Linked DNA regions of Homo sapiens: region 1 is linked to region 2. A link is a loop called in an ENCODE intact Hi-C map of the cell type or tissue named here. Cell type or tissue: HCT116. All regions are shown on one strand. Each heading gives the region's core, and the rest is flanking DNA. Links, peaks and the distances in the headings are about the cores only. Region 1 overlaps ADGRF5 (adhesion G protein-coupled receptor F5). Region 2 overlaps RCAN2 (regulator of calcineurin 2).

Region 1 (7,618 bases), core at 1,568-6,567, 430 kb after region 2:
TGGAATGGAAGCAGGAATGTTGCATGTGATCTTCTGGGAACCTTTCCTAAAGGAGTCTTGGTGCACACCTGCAGTCCCTTCCTCTATCCTAATGACTGATAACGGGACATAATGGCCAGAGTGAGAGCTGCCAAATGGGGCCACGTGGTGGCCTTGGGAAAAGCAGGTTAAAAAATAGAAAGTATCTGGATTTCTGAGAACTGCACTGAGCCAGGCTGCCACACCAGTCTTGGGCTGCTTATCTGTATTAGAGAAATAAACTTCTACTTTAAGTCACCGTTATTTTGAACGTCTGGTACTCACAGAAAACATGATCCTAATGGATATAATTATTTCTACAGGGCCAGCATATGGCTTAGACTAAGCCAATCATGATACCCTGTACTGCCACATACACATGAACATTTGGAGAAGAAAAGGGTTGGTCTTCTTTTTAAATCTCAATCTATGGGTCTGTGGACCTCATAAATTTCTCTCCTTTGAAGATCTACCTTGGAATGAAATAAATACACTAAGAGAGACAACAACATAAAAGGAAGAGCCAGAACTCTGAGAACACTGTTTGGGCCCTTGAATCTAGCTGTACCTGAAGGTGTACCAATCTAGTATCTTTCCCATTATATGGTAAGTGCCCACTTTTGCTTAAACTAGTTTGAATGTGGTTCTGTTACCTGTAACTGAGAAAGCCTTAATTAACACCACTGTTATAGTGCATAATTGGCTTATCTGTAAAGAAAAGAAATAATGAAATTAGTTTGAAAATTAAATAAAATTATGTAATATGTACGATTACCAAAACTGATTTGAAATGCAGACATGGGGAAGTTAACCAGGCTCACAAACTTGTTATGTGAATTATTCACCCATTCTGGCTTCCTAATAAGCATGATTTAAACTCAAACCTTGATAAAGTTATGATTTAGGATGTCACATACCTTTGACGTTACTCTCAAAAGCTCTTAACCATGAATTAAATGTGAAAATGTAAAAGGCATATGTAGTTTGATTCTGAATAGAACTGGTGTCTAAATCTGAGTTCTACCAAGATCTATCAAGAATTCTGAGTGTTGGATATTATTTAGACACATAGGAAGAAAATATGACTTCTCAGAAATGAAGTGTGATTCTGAGGCTGTGTTTAAATATATCAAGTGGAGAATTGAAACATTTGCCCTAATTTGGCTAAGTCGTGATGCGTGATGTATATATGTGTGTATGATACATATCTACTATAATTTTTATGCACACACAGTATGATGCAAAATAATAAAGGCTAACTTTATTCTGCAATAATTGCATGCCAGATATGATTTTGTAGGCTTTATAAGAATTTTATAACAACCCATGGAGCCTGTACCATTATTATCTCCTTTCAAGTAGTGTAAATTGAGGCAGAAAGAGTTATTTTACCAAAAGTCAAACTAATAAGTGGTGGACCTCCAATTGAAAAGCACACAGTTTGGCTCTAGAACCAATGCTCTTAACCACCGTACCACATTTACCAAACTGGCTGTCAATCAATGCTGAAGAACAGCCCAATACACCTGTCCATGCAAAATGAAGCAAAGAGTGCAAAGCATTCAAGTAGCAAATCAGCTGCTGTTTCAGTCTGCATATCATAAGGAAAATCATGACTTAGCTAAATGTATTAGGACAAATGTCCCAATTCTCCACTTGATATGTTTAAACATAGCCTCAGAATCACTCTTCATTTCTGGGAAGCCATATTTTCTTCCTACATGTCTAAATGCCATCCAACACTCTGAGAATTCTTGATAGATCCGAGATGAAAATAAAAACAACAACACTGGTGATTGAGACCTTACAAGAAGCTCACTTGAATGAAGACTCAAGCTGGGGGGTTGAGATAGCTAAGTTGAGAACTACTTTCAATAAAGCAGCACAGCAGGAATTCTTTGATGTTTCATCAGAGACTTAAAAAGGAAGCAGGCACACTCTGAAGTTTGCCCAGAACATTGGTCTTTATGTCCTGGGCTGCCCCAAGGTAGAATTATAAAGTGAGATGAAGCTGGGAGATGCCTTAACTCCTCCACCCTCTCTGTCACCATTGTTCTCCCCTCTCATTTTGTGCATTTGAAACTTTTCCTGCTATGGAAGCCTACTTTTAAGCAAGTAACTGGCATCAGGTTGCATAGAGAAGCAACATAAGGAGGTGGATACATGCCCATGTTCTAGGTCAGACACTGCACTTAGATCCTGGTTCTACTGGTCCTCAGCTGTGTGACTGTGGACAAGTTATTTACCTCTCTGTGCTTAGTTTTTTCGTCTAAAAATGCAAAGAAAAAGAATATTTAGTTACTTTTGGTTTGCTGTAGAGTTTAAATGAAATTATACACATAAAAATCTTAGAACAGGACCAGGTACACAGCAAGGGCTCAAAAACTGTTGGTTAACATAGTTATATAGTTACCAGCCATTTTCATTCGAGGGTAAATTTAAGTTACTGTGTTTCACCCAGAAGTATATTTGCATACCTTTTCTCTCCTTGAGATTAACCTGAGATTAACCTTCTTAACCTTATCTGTCCTTGAGATTTCTGTTTTTGTAAAAGGAATGTCCAACATGAGGGAGAAGGTGTGAGAGCTATTCCGAGGGGATAGGAGCAACAGGCCAAGGTGCGTGACATCCCCCCAAACTGGGAAGCTGTCTGCCTTATTACTTAAGGCCATTTCAGCTTGTCCCTCTACTCCAAGGACCTGGGTCTTCTCGGATCACACGTTAGCAATGTGTGCTCAGAGGCTAGGGTAGGAACTTGTCATCCAGCCTCAGCTGCTGGCTGGTCTGTCAGATTGCCCTGGGATAGCTGCAGATTCATCTGCAGATTCATCATGGATTGAAAATGAAAATCCAGGCCAGCAGTGGCTTTGAATGGATGAATTAGGAAAGGGAATAGGGCCACCTATGTTAATCCTTTTGCAGCTGCCTTGATAGAAAAAGTATTAGGTTCCCATGAAACATGGAAGGCACCCATTTTTCTTCCTCAAACGACCTTCCAGCAACCTATCTGGAATGGGTGAACCAGATCATTTCTGGGGCTTTCAGTTTTGTTGTTAGTGCCATAAATGAGATTCAGTCAGTGAGGGGGGACAGAGAAAGGAAGGAGCTATCCCAGCGAGTATGCCTCAGAAATGTATGCCTGCCTGTGGATGTGCAATGCACACTTGTAAACCGAACAGTCTCTGAGACAGGTCTCAATCAACTTAGAAGTTTATTTTGCCAAGGTTAAGAACACGACTGGAAGAAAGGAACACAGAATCACAGAGACAGTCTGTGGTCCGTTTTTCTGCAAAGATATTTTGAGGGCTTCAGTATTTAAAGGGGAAAAGTGGAGGCGAAGAGGGAGGGTATGGTCACAATGCATAATCCATGCATTGCAGGAGAAAAGGAGCAGGTAGGGGAATAGTCAGTGATGTATTCATCTCAGTAAATCGGCACTTTACATAAAAGGTGAACCTAGCGTAGCTATCTGTGGAGATATCTGGCCTTTCATCTGTTAGCTATTCGCTTAGCAACAGAAGGAAAAGGCTGTTTCTTGCATGACTTAGCTTCCATCTTAATTTTTTCCTTTTTGCATAGTGAATTGGGGGCCTGAAATTTCCTTTGCCTTTCACACACTGAAACTACATGACTGGGATTTCCCTCCCTCCACAGTCCTACGTTGCTTTCTGACTACCCTTTCCCCTGCAAGGATCATAATATAAAAGTGTTAGGAGGCGGGAGTGAAAGAGATTTTTTTCATTCCTGGTTTCTGTTATCCACTATGCCTTGACCTTCGCTCTGTCCATATGATCAAATTACTTCCTGAACCTAGACCGTTGGGCGCGTCATCCGCGGGACTGACTGCCTCCCGCCGGCTTCCTGAGGCCGGACCGCAGCGGGGACGCCTCCTCTCAGGCCCAGCAGGGGGCGCGCGAGCCTCAGGAGACGCCAGCGGTGGTTGCGGAGCTGCGGTGCTGGAGGCCAGCTGTCACTCCAACCCAGCTGGAGATTCCTGTCGGGAATGCTTGGCATAGGACAACTGTGAGGGAGCCCCTGGGGCATGGGAAAACCCTCACAGTTCCAGAAAAAAACAGAAAACGGGTGCACAGTTTTTCTCGGTTAATCAAAGTCAAATTCCTCTTCCCACAACTGCTGGGGTGCCGGCTGGCTGGCAGGATGGAAGACCCAGGATGGTAAAAATCAAAATCCGAAAAAGGCAGGGCCCAAAGTCATTCCTAGGTTTTGCGGTTTAATGTCATCGGAAGTGGGCCGTGACAGCAATCTGCCCACCACTTGCCCAGTCAGGTCCTCTTGCCTTTCATGCTGAGAATAAAGCCATTTTTTTCCCCCCAGGCTTCTGGGTTTGTTGTGTTTGGGCTTCAATAGTCACCGGCATCCTTCACTTGGCTCTGCATGAGAGAATAAAAACCCTGCAGTGGGAACAGGCTCATGTATCTCCTAACCATGCCCCATGTGTGCAGAGGGACCTGTCATGGACACTGGTGGCCTTTCAACTTCATTTCAAAGTTTACAGGTAAAAGGGGAAAAATGGGTGTGTATAAAATCATTTAAGAATAGACAGGACGGCTGTGTCTGAATCGTAGGACACCACGACCAAGGCCCCCACGCCCACCGCTAACACATAGAGATGATATTTGGAGATAAGAACTGGTCTGGCACAGAGCGGGCTTCGGGAGTTGGCCCATCTCCCCTCTTTTCTTCTTCTGTCCACTCCACATTCACTAACAGTGGGAAACTTGGTTTCCGTCTAGAATGTGCTAGAGGATAAATAGAGCCCTCACATCCTTTATATTCATCTATAGGACATGAGGGCTCTATTTTCAGCTGTCAATGAAAATTTTGAGTCATCCTCACACAAATGTTGGAACAGGCATCTGTTTATTTGCTAGACATTTGGTTCTGAAAACTTTACTTCAAGGACCCTTGTTTAAACCTTCTATAACATGCTGGATCTTTGCACACGGCTTGGGAGTGTGGATGAGGTGAGGGAAACCATCAGCCCTGACAGCCAGTTGAGTTCAGCGGCGAGCTGCCGGCCTCCCCCATGCCTGGAAGATAGAAAGGATCGTTCGCTGTTTGGAGAGTGGAGGGGCATTCTGGGTGACATGCAGAAGCCTGAGCAGCAGCAGCACCACATTGCAAGAAGGCAGACAATTACTACAAAGACAGCTCACGGGATCTCATTAGATATTTCCTTGTTATGGAATGGAAAGGAAGCATAGCTGCGTGCTGGCATACATGATGTGATTTTAAATCCCAAGTCATAATTTTAGAAACCAACAGAACCTAATATTAAAGCTAAACTACCGTCCTCTTGAAATGATGAGACACCATTCCCGTTGCCCTTTTAAAAACACAATCAAAAGGTATGTTCCCTGTAAGTTCCACCTTCATTTTGAACACTTGAAGAATCAGGCTTTTACTGGCCTGGGTCACTGGGTTTTCTCTTTGGGATGAGGACTTATTTGACTTCACCATCACATGGCACAAAATAAATGCATTCCGCCTACCTGGCATTTCTAGGACCACCTATTTCTTTTTGTCTTCAAATGATTGTGACTTCCTGCTTCATTCACCTCAATAACTCACCCACACCTCCTTTCTATATTTGCTAATTGCTGTAATCTTTCTCATCTCCATGTAACTTTTTTTTTTTTTTCTGAAGCATTCCAACATGGGTCTCTTTGAAATTTTCTGTACAAACCACAAAAGGCCGTGACTTCCCACAGTCTTTCTTAATTTCTGGCCTTAGCAACCTACATCCTGAAAACCCCACAGACATTTATTTAACCATTTCCCCATGCAAACAATAAGAAATGGGGGAGGAGGATGGCAGACATCTGGCTTACTCAGGAGATGATGTGTTAGTCTGGACCTAGAATATTCCCAGAGAATATTCCTGTAATCTGTATTAACTGCTCATTTGTGAATGTTCTAACCTCACAGACTCTGACGCATTAGGACAAAGCCCTTTGCAAGAAACGGACTTAATGGAAAGCTCCTAATGCAAGAAAGTTTAGGCCCAGGGAATGGTCTTTATACACTGAGAGATGTTAGGAACACAGGGAAGCACTGGGCACCTTACGAACAAAGTAGATCGCACAACTTAATGTGCCTTCATTCTCAGAAATCTGCTACTAATAGCCTTGTAATCATTGCTGATTGAGAGATGGCAACCTCAGGGCCGAGTGAGGCTCCTGCATTCATAAAATTCTCAGCTTCATAACTGCTCTTCTACAATTTTGAATTCTACTGTTGATTTTAGGATTTTCTTGGGAAAGGGTAGTGGCTGGGCTAATGTGTATTGCAGTGCGCAGAAAACCAACAAGTGTTTCTCCAATTATTTGCTTTCATAGCTTTTCTGGAATTTGGACCCAGTGCTGTGGCTTGAAAGGGTGAAGCACATGCATGCATGTATGTGCACATGTGTGCATGTGTGTATTTGTGTGTGTTGGGGATAAGGAAACATGCCCCGGTTAACGAATGGAGCAGTGGGCCAGATCCACATCCTGTGTAACTCCCACAGGCTCCTGCTATAATGAAAGTTCCCTTCACAGGGTTGAACACAGTAATTCCCCAAGGGATCCTGGCTGAAGTGGGTGGAAGTTCAGCGTTTCTTGTCCCACTGAATTTTTGAACATGACAACCACATCCTGCTCCTGATACTGTGTGCTTTCCTTGATTGATCATGTCAAGATAGCCCTGCTAGCATTGTGCTCCAAGCCTGGCTCGATTCTTCTTGATATAACTCCAGGAACCAAATCAGTCAACGGCCTTCTTTCTCTAATTCTAATTCAAGGGATTTCCCTCAACCCAACCTCTGTCTCCATCTTCTTAGTACCAAGCTCTGCCCAAAGTTGATCATTCCTGAAGAACATGGCATGCACTTATAGCACAGCAATGATTTCCTTTAGGGACGTTCAGTAATGCACCATTCATTTGGGACTGGGATGTGACAATTCTCAGGCAAATGTGGGAGTAGATGTCTATGTCATTTGTGAATATGTAGAAATAAAGAGTTCATTTACATTAACTGTCCCACCTCTGTCCCATACCTCTCCTTCCCCATGAAGAAAAGAGAGGCAGAAGTAGAATTTAAGTAGAATTTAAAACTAAAAATAAAAAGAAGATATTTTAAAGAGTTAAAATATTAAAAGAAAACTCCTTTGAACCTCAATAAAGAAATGGCTGTTGAATCTCAGCCTCTTTTGCCGCATCTTCCTAACAACTGGACCCATTTATGTTGCCACACGGCCCACACATCCTGAGTAGCCCCACAACTCTATTTTTGTCTCATTCTCCTTTTGGGATCGGACTTTTATTTGCAATGTAGCGTTGCTGTATCAATAGTACATGGTTAACTCTAATATGCGTGCAATTTTCATAAATATTTATATTTTTTAATGAAATACACACCAAAAAAAAGCACACATGCAGATAATTCACAAACAATCAAATCCTTGGGAAAGGCTCTGCCATTTGTTCAACAAGGTCAAGTGTCATTAGGAGCACAGAACAACCGAATGTAAAATTTCTTTCCAGGAGCTTTCCACGTGGTTGGAATAAACACAATTTAGACCATGCAAAACTCTTAATG
Region 2 (7,618 bases), core at 1,050-6,049:
GATGGGGTTTCATCATGTTGCCCAGGCTGGTCTCGAACTCCTGGGCTCAAGCGATCCGCCCACCTTGGCCTCCCAAAGGGCTGGGATTACAGGCATGAGCCACCGTGTCCTGCTCTGATTTTCTACCATACTGATAACAATGGTTAATGTTTTGATAGATATTCCAAAATTTTTTCTGTGCTTATTATAGAACTGAGATTATAAAAAACATTCAGTTTTATAATTTTTGTCCAAAAAATTCAATCTTACAGCATTTACCATTGCATAAATGTGCCATCATTTTAAACCATTCTCATATTGCTAGACTTTATTTCTTCCATACTTATTTTGCTATTTTCACTGTGATGAATATGTTTGTTCCTAAATCTTTGTCCAATATTGCTTTACTATTTCCTTCAAGTAAATGCATAGATGGAGAATACATGTGTCATAGATGGAAAATGCTATGTCAAAATTCATGGGCATTTTTATGACTCTTGCTGTATTGTCCAACAGCTTTTCAGAAAGGTACCAATTTACAATCCTTCATGAAGGATTCACTACATGTTCTCCCCTACTGAGTGTTAGCTTCATTCACTTCACATATTTGAGAGATAAAAATGATATCTCACTGTTGTTTGGATGTGCATATCTTACCTCAAAGAGCTCTCACGTAAGATTTATTCTTTAAGAGCTATAATTTGTTTCTAAGCCTCCTGATTAAAAAGTCAATAAAGAGAAACAAATTGATGAAGAAAGATTATGATAATGAACTCAGATTAAAATTTAGTTTTAAAAAACCAAGAAAGGGACATATCAATTTGGATAAAAAGCAGGACACTCTTCATTTATGATAACCAAGAACTGCAGGGAAAGAATCCCTCTATCATTCAGTTGCCATTACTCCTCTGGCCATTTTCTGAAGTCTGTTCCCCAAACAATACAGGAGCTGGGGTAAAACACTGATGTTCCAGTTTTCTCTAATTCCTTATATATAATCTTATCGACATAATCCAACATATTCAATTTCATTTGGGGGTAGTGTATTTCAGAGAAACGAACTAAAACGCTGTCTTAAGTATTTGTGTGACAGGTCTAATGCTACTACAATAAAAATAAAGCTGCCATTTCCTAAGAGCCAGGCACTGTGCCAGGTAATTTACACACACAATTAATTTTTGCAATACTTAATTGCAGAAGCTATTAGATCTATTTCACTGATGAGAAAACTGAGGCTTAGATTTGTTTATTTATTTTTACTGTGATAAGAGTCACACAGCTATTAAATGAATAATCTGAAACTTGAATCCAGCTGTCTGGTGCAAATGCCAATGTTCTCTCACAAATCCCACCTTTGTTTTGTACATCATTTGACATTAATCATATATGAGATTATTATCACTATCCTTATTTAAACTTCAAGAAAGGAAAATTATGATAATATAGTAATATAACATTATCTTAACAAAATATCTTATACTTTAGGTATCTAACGTCCATTATAAGGTCAGAGACAAACAACCTGAATTTTTAAAGCAAACACTTTAAAACTCTAAAGCCATCACTAAAAACTAAGTTATATAAATGTGCAAGTTAATCAATTAAAACGGAAATAATAAACACTTCAAATATTCCTCTCTGACCCTTCCAAAAATTCTTCCACTTCATTCAGCCCTCTAATCATTAAAGCTGCCACTTTTTCGCCATCCAGAATCAAAGTAACTTGCTCCACGTCCTCAATTCCTTACAAAATTTGGATTTCATATCCCACCCCTCCTTACAATCAGTGCCTTGTAACCACCCTTTAATGACTACGTGGATCTTTTTGTCATTCTCGTCTGACCAGTCTCAGTGTCCCCAGACCCACTGACCCACACCAGACACTCTACAGGTGGAACTAGTCATGTGCTAGGAGCCAGCTCCCATCCACTCTGGGGGAGTGGCTTAAATTTCCAGGAATTTTATCGGCTGATTGTTAAATATAATCATCTCTAAAATATGTGTGTGTGTATATATATATATATATATATATATATATATATATACAGTTGCAGGTAAATGGATTAAGACAGAAATAATAAATACTCAAAATTCAATGCTTCTTTAGAAAATAATGTGATTGGCCGGGCACAGTGGCTCATGACTGTAATCCCAGCACTTTGGGAAGCCGAGGTGGGCAGATCACAAGGTCAGGAGATCAAGACCATCCTGGCCAACATGGTGAAACCCCGTCTCTACTAAAAATATAAAAATTAGCTGGGCGTGGCGGCACACACCTGTAGTCCTAGCTACTTGGGAAGCGGAGGCTGCAGTGAGCCGAGATAGCAAAAAAAAGCCCAAAAGAAAAAAGAAAATAACATAATTTGGCTACAATCTGTGCTCTTCAGGCCGTGTGCATATATTGTAGGCATATGGTGAAAATACGACGTAATAGTGAGCTACAGTACATCTCTTCTCAACCCTACATTTAGTGATGCCATGTGGAAAGTTTGAAACCAGCCACAGCGGGAGCATTTACACCATGGAAGTCAGCAAATGCTACACATCAGGGCCTTTTAACCAATAAGCCAGTTGTAAAGCATTTAATAGTATACCACTAGATAAGGCCCAACAACCTTTTTTCAAACAGGCCTTCCAAGTGATTCTGATTCTGCTAGAGCTTGAGAACCACCGGTTTAGAAGGCCTAGTATGCTCTTCTCCCAATATTCCAACTTCTTCCTCATCCACACACAGAGTACCGGAGTTTGGAGCTTGCTTCACTTCAAAACCAATCTATCACAGCTTCAAACCACCTGATTTCATCCACGGAAGGTACATGTTAATATGAGAAAGATGACTTTCCCTGGGACCCTGTTTTAAATTTTTGCCCAAGATTTTATAAAAATAAATTGTTCTAAGCAGATTATTTGTTTATTTAATCTCAATTTAGTATTACTTCTATTTTTAAAATATAATAAAATTACAAAATATTTTTCCCCTGAAAATCATATCTCATGGAACCATGTCATCCAGACTCCATTTAGAAGTTGGCTGCTGAATAATGAAGACCAGCAGATGGCAGCAGGGACTCTTGGAAAGAAAGCCTCACGTCTTCAAACCATTTTGGCTGAGAAAGAACATAAATAAGTCAAGCACATTTCTAAATAGTTTGCTGGTTCATTTATTCTTCGTGTTGGCAAACTGCCTTTCAAAATTCAGTATAGATTATATTCTATGATTTCATAAAAACATTAACAACCAAAAAAGTCATGTAGTCTTTTTACCCAAATTGGTTCATGCCAGACAAGAGTAGACAGATCCTTTTCACTGTGTTGTCAGATTTAAAATTTCAAATTCTCGCAGACAAGACTTAAATTATTTTACTTCATTAATATTTTTAAGTATATTTAATATTATCCCTTCTACAACCAGTTTTCCTATGAAGTTAGGAGTTAAGACAGGCAGATAAACAGAGTACAGATTATAAGCCATACAACCCTCACATTAAAAAAAAAAACAAAACCTGAAAGACTAGAGCATTTAAACAAATGTTTTAGTTATCATCGTATCACTAAAATCCATGCAAGACAATTAAATTGAGTCTGATTTTAAGAATAATACAGACTACCGTGTGCAAGAGTCTTGGTTGCATCATTAAGGGGAGCTATTTGCAAGGAGTGGTTCTGTATCTATATAGCACTGACTGTTAAGAATCCATCAGGAATCTTCAGGCTCAAGAGCGGTTCAGCAACAGCAGTAATCACAGCATGAAGAAGTGATTCTCTGACTGCTGAGCAGGGTGTGGAATCAGCACTGGAAATATTGGCAAAACTGTCCTGTTATTTTTTATAATGTCATTTCAATGTCTTCTGATTAACTTTTTTTTTTTTTTTTTTGAGATGGTGTCTCACTCTGTCTCCCAGGCTGGAGTGCAATGGTGCAATCTCGGCTCACTGCAACCTCCCCTCCTGGGTTCAAGTGATTCTCCTGCCTCAGCCTCCCAAGTAGCTGGGATTACAGGTACCCACCATCAGGCCCGGCTACTTTTTTTTGTACTTTTAGTAGAGATGGGGTTTTATCATGTTGGCCAGGCTGGTCTCGAACTCTTGACCTCAGGTAATCTGCCCTCCTCGGCCCCCCAAACAGCTGGGATTACAGACATGAGCCACTGCACCCAGCCTGATCAACTATTTTTAACTGGGCACATAAAGATGCACAGACACTAGGCAGGAGTGAATCCATAATGTGTTTTTAACATCATTTATGAATCAGCACTGTGCTAGGCACTAAGGAGGCTGAGATGAACATGATGTCATCCCTGGTTACAGGAGCTCATAGACTACTGAATTCTAAATTTAGAGGATATTCAGTAAGTTCCAGTATTTATTTCACAAAGTTGTTTTGATAATGAAATGAGATAACATTTTTTAAAATTACTTCACAAACCATCCCAGCATTGAGCAAGTGCCAGTTTGCCATTATTTCTAAATAGATGAGTGACAGAATCAAACTGATATCCAAAAAAAGAGCAATGGGCAATGATGTACAAAACAGATTAAATGGGGAAAGTAAACTTAGGCAGATTAATCAGCTGGAGTCCACTGTAATAACCCAGACAGGAGGTGGCAGAGTATGAAGTGTCTGGGGCAGTGGGAACAACTGAATGAAAAAATGAAGAAAGCACGCAGATGACTTTGTGGCTGACAGCAGGACAACAGAGAGGAAAGAGACAAAAACGCCAAAAGGATGATTCAGAGAATAATGTAATAGGAAACTCAAGTGAGTGAAGTAATTTAGGGTGAAAGATAAAGAATTTGACTTTTGACATGTTAAATTTAAGATGACAGTGAAACATCAGAGTGAACAGAGCAGAAGGAAGTTGGGAGATGTCGCAACTCACAAACTCCTACTCAACTTTTAATACCCACTGCCAATGTCCTTTCTTCCAGGAAGTCTTTCCTTGATAGTCCTCAGAGGTCATTTACTCACTTCTCCAGGTTCCAAAAGCAGTTTGTTTAACATCCTAGTTTAGCATGTTATATTGGGTTGGCATTATCTAACTCTGTGTCTGTCACTTCAATGAGACTCCATTAGAACTCATTAAAAGTAGAGAAAGTCACTGATCTTTATATCCTTAGTACCAGCACAGTACATAATTCATAATAGGTACTCAATAAATGGCTAATGAATGATGAAAGTAACCAGCTGATAAAAATAAATAAATATCAAAACATAAACATCATCTGCTTAAAGGAGATAGAAAACTGTTAGTAAATATAATTTCCAAGGAAAATAATTATTTAGAAATAAGAAGTGAGCTACGTATAGGACCATAAGAATAGATGCCTTAGGGAGTGCTGCAGTTTGGTTTGTTTGACTCTTCCAAATCTCATTTGAAATCTGATCCCCAGTGTTGGAGGTGGGGCTTAATGGGAGGTGTTGGGGTCATGAGGGAGGATCCCTCACTAATAGATTAATATCCTCCCTGGGTGGTGGGGATGAGTGAGTTCTCACTGTTAGTTCCTGCGAGAGTTCTCCTGCCAGCTGGTTGTAAAAAAGAGCCTGGCACCTCCCCGGCCCAGCCCTCTCTGGCCTCCTTTCTAGCCTTGTGATCCCTGTATTCCTTCTTCTTCTGCCATGAGTGGAAGCAGCCTGAAGCCCTCACCAGAAGTGGATGCTGGCACCATGCTTCCTATACAGCCTGCAGAACAACAAATAAACCTCTTTTCTTTATCAATTATCCAACCTCAGGTATTCCTTTATAGTAACACAAATGGACTAAGACAGGGAGTAGAGAAGAAAGAGAAGCTAGTAAAAGAAAAAGAAAATAAGCCAAAGCCTCATAGAAAAGGGATGCTTTTAAAAACGAAGGAAGACATGTTCCAAACAGATTTAAAAAGCTACCAACATCAAAGTGAATGGAGATAAAGAACATACCATAGAATTTCAAAGCCAAATTTAGTTGAGAAAATTTAGGTCTATTCCACCAAGAACAAAAATAAGAGTAATGAGTAAATGTAGTTAATTTAGTGAAGAAGCCAAGGCTATGGGAACAATCCATTCTTGTTATTTATATGCTGTACAAAGGCTGCAGAAAACCAAGTTCAGGCTGGGTGCCTATCTCAAGGCAGAGAAGTTGAAAATATTAAGAGGATTAAGAAGCTAATTTTAAAACATGATGAATAACAGAAATGTTAGCACAGTACTACTGATGAGGAGGTGAAGAGAATAAACAAAGCTCTCAAGGGCATTTTTCACAAGGAGTAATGCTATGTCAAGATAACCAACTTCTTGTCAAGTATGCATTACTTTAGGACCAGACAGACTTATCTCAGACCATCCTCCTGTGACTGTCAGGCCAGAGGATCCAGAGGACCTTGGTTCCTGGGGAGGTCCAGGTGTTTCATTTGGGGTATCTAGTGCCTTGGTGAAGGAGTGGGTCTAAGCATTAGTATTAGACCATCTGGATTCCTAATTTTATTCCAGGAAGTCCTAGTATTTGTGGATTGTTTAGGTGATTCCAAGAATCAGCCTAAGAAAGGACTCTTAAGATAATTTGCCTTCTTATTTCCAAATGAGGAGACTGGGGTCCCAGGAGGCCAAGTGGCTTGTCTAAGATCACACTGTTGATTATAGCAGACCAGACCAAGTCTAAAACCCAGGACTCTAGATGGCCAATCCTATAGTGTTTGTATTTTACACTTTTCAATATTGTAGAGGATAGAACAAAGAAAAAAGCAAGAGAGAACAGAAAAGAGACAAGATGAGACCAAGCTATTTCTCCTCCTTCTTGAAGGTTGATTCTTATCCACAACTCTGGTGAGCTCTTTCCTCTTCCTTGGTATAATATGGACTTATTAGCTCGAGAATACTGACCCTTCCTCTCTGAAGTCAATACTCAGGGTTTCACCTTCGATAGACATTTTTTAAATCTACTTGTATAAATCATTAACCTGTTTCCTTATACATTTTGTAATTTAATTATGGGTACCTTATTATCTCATTGTTTTTATTGTGATCTGATTATCACATTTTAAATCCTATTGTCTTAGATAGTTACAATTTTTGCCACATCTTTGATTTCTGAGATTAGACTGAACTTCCTTTTCCAATCACTGAAGGCATAATCTGATGATGCAGTAAGAACTACATTGAGTATACCACATACCACGGTCCAGGTACTTCTCTAAACAGTCTATATTCATTAACTTACTACTTCACATAATTCAATCACATCAGCCCTCTTGTCTTCTCTATTTTACATAGAAGGAAGCTAAAGCACAAAAGGGTTAGGTAACTAACCCAAGAACACGCAGCCAATAAGTGTGGCAAAAGTGTGGTTCTCGAACCTGCGAGCTAACCACTCTGTACCACCATCCCAGCAGCCCTGCCTCTGACTCCACTGAAACCTGGTTCATCCCTTTTACTTACAAGGAAGTTTCATGAGCCCCTGACAATTTCCAATAAAATAACTGCTCGTACTTACATAGACTTATATAGAACTTAGTAAGAGCATGGCACCATTTTAAGGACTATCCAAATATTATCAATTCACTTAATTTCAAAACAATCCCACAAGGTAAGTGGGAATATTATCATCACATTCATGTTACACATGAGAAAACTGAAGCACAGAAAGCTTAAGCAACTAACCAGACA

What was found. Hi-C counts contacts between places; a loop is a spot of excess contacts. Peaks named below come from ENCODE experiments on the same cell type or tissue, not always from the same donor. Only the 100,000 strongest peaks of a DNase experiment are listed, where the experiment ranks them.
Region 1: it touches region 2 in a loop (4-fold over the local background); 8 of 110 quality-filtered maps call a loop at or near these places.

Annotation. Positions count from the first base shown.
Region 1 is chr6:46,845,199-46,852,816 of GRCh38, forward strand. It overlaps ADGRF5 (adhesion G protein-coupled receptor F5), which reads right to left. Exons shown (of 21, transcript NM_001098518.2): 21 at 7,324-7,618. It also overlaps a transcript of MEP1A not described here. Among named protein-coding and RNA genes, the nearest start is that of ADGRF5-AS1, 54 kb to the right of the region's middle. RefSeq lists an enhancer at 1,643-2,207. In HCT116, for the core only: a CTCF peak has its summit at 3,899 (motif pointing right); a DNase peak (open chromatin) is centred at 3,863.
Region 2 is chr6:46,416,708-46,424,325 of GRCh38, forward strand. The region is part of intron 2 of RCAN2 (regulator of calcineurin 2); the gene reads right to left. Among named protein-coding and RNA genes, the nearest start is that of RCAN2, 71 kb to the right of the region's middle. In HCT116, for the core only: a CTCF peak has its summit at 3,055 (motif pointing right); a DNase peak (open chromatin) is centred at 3,044.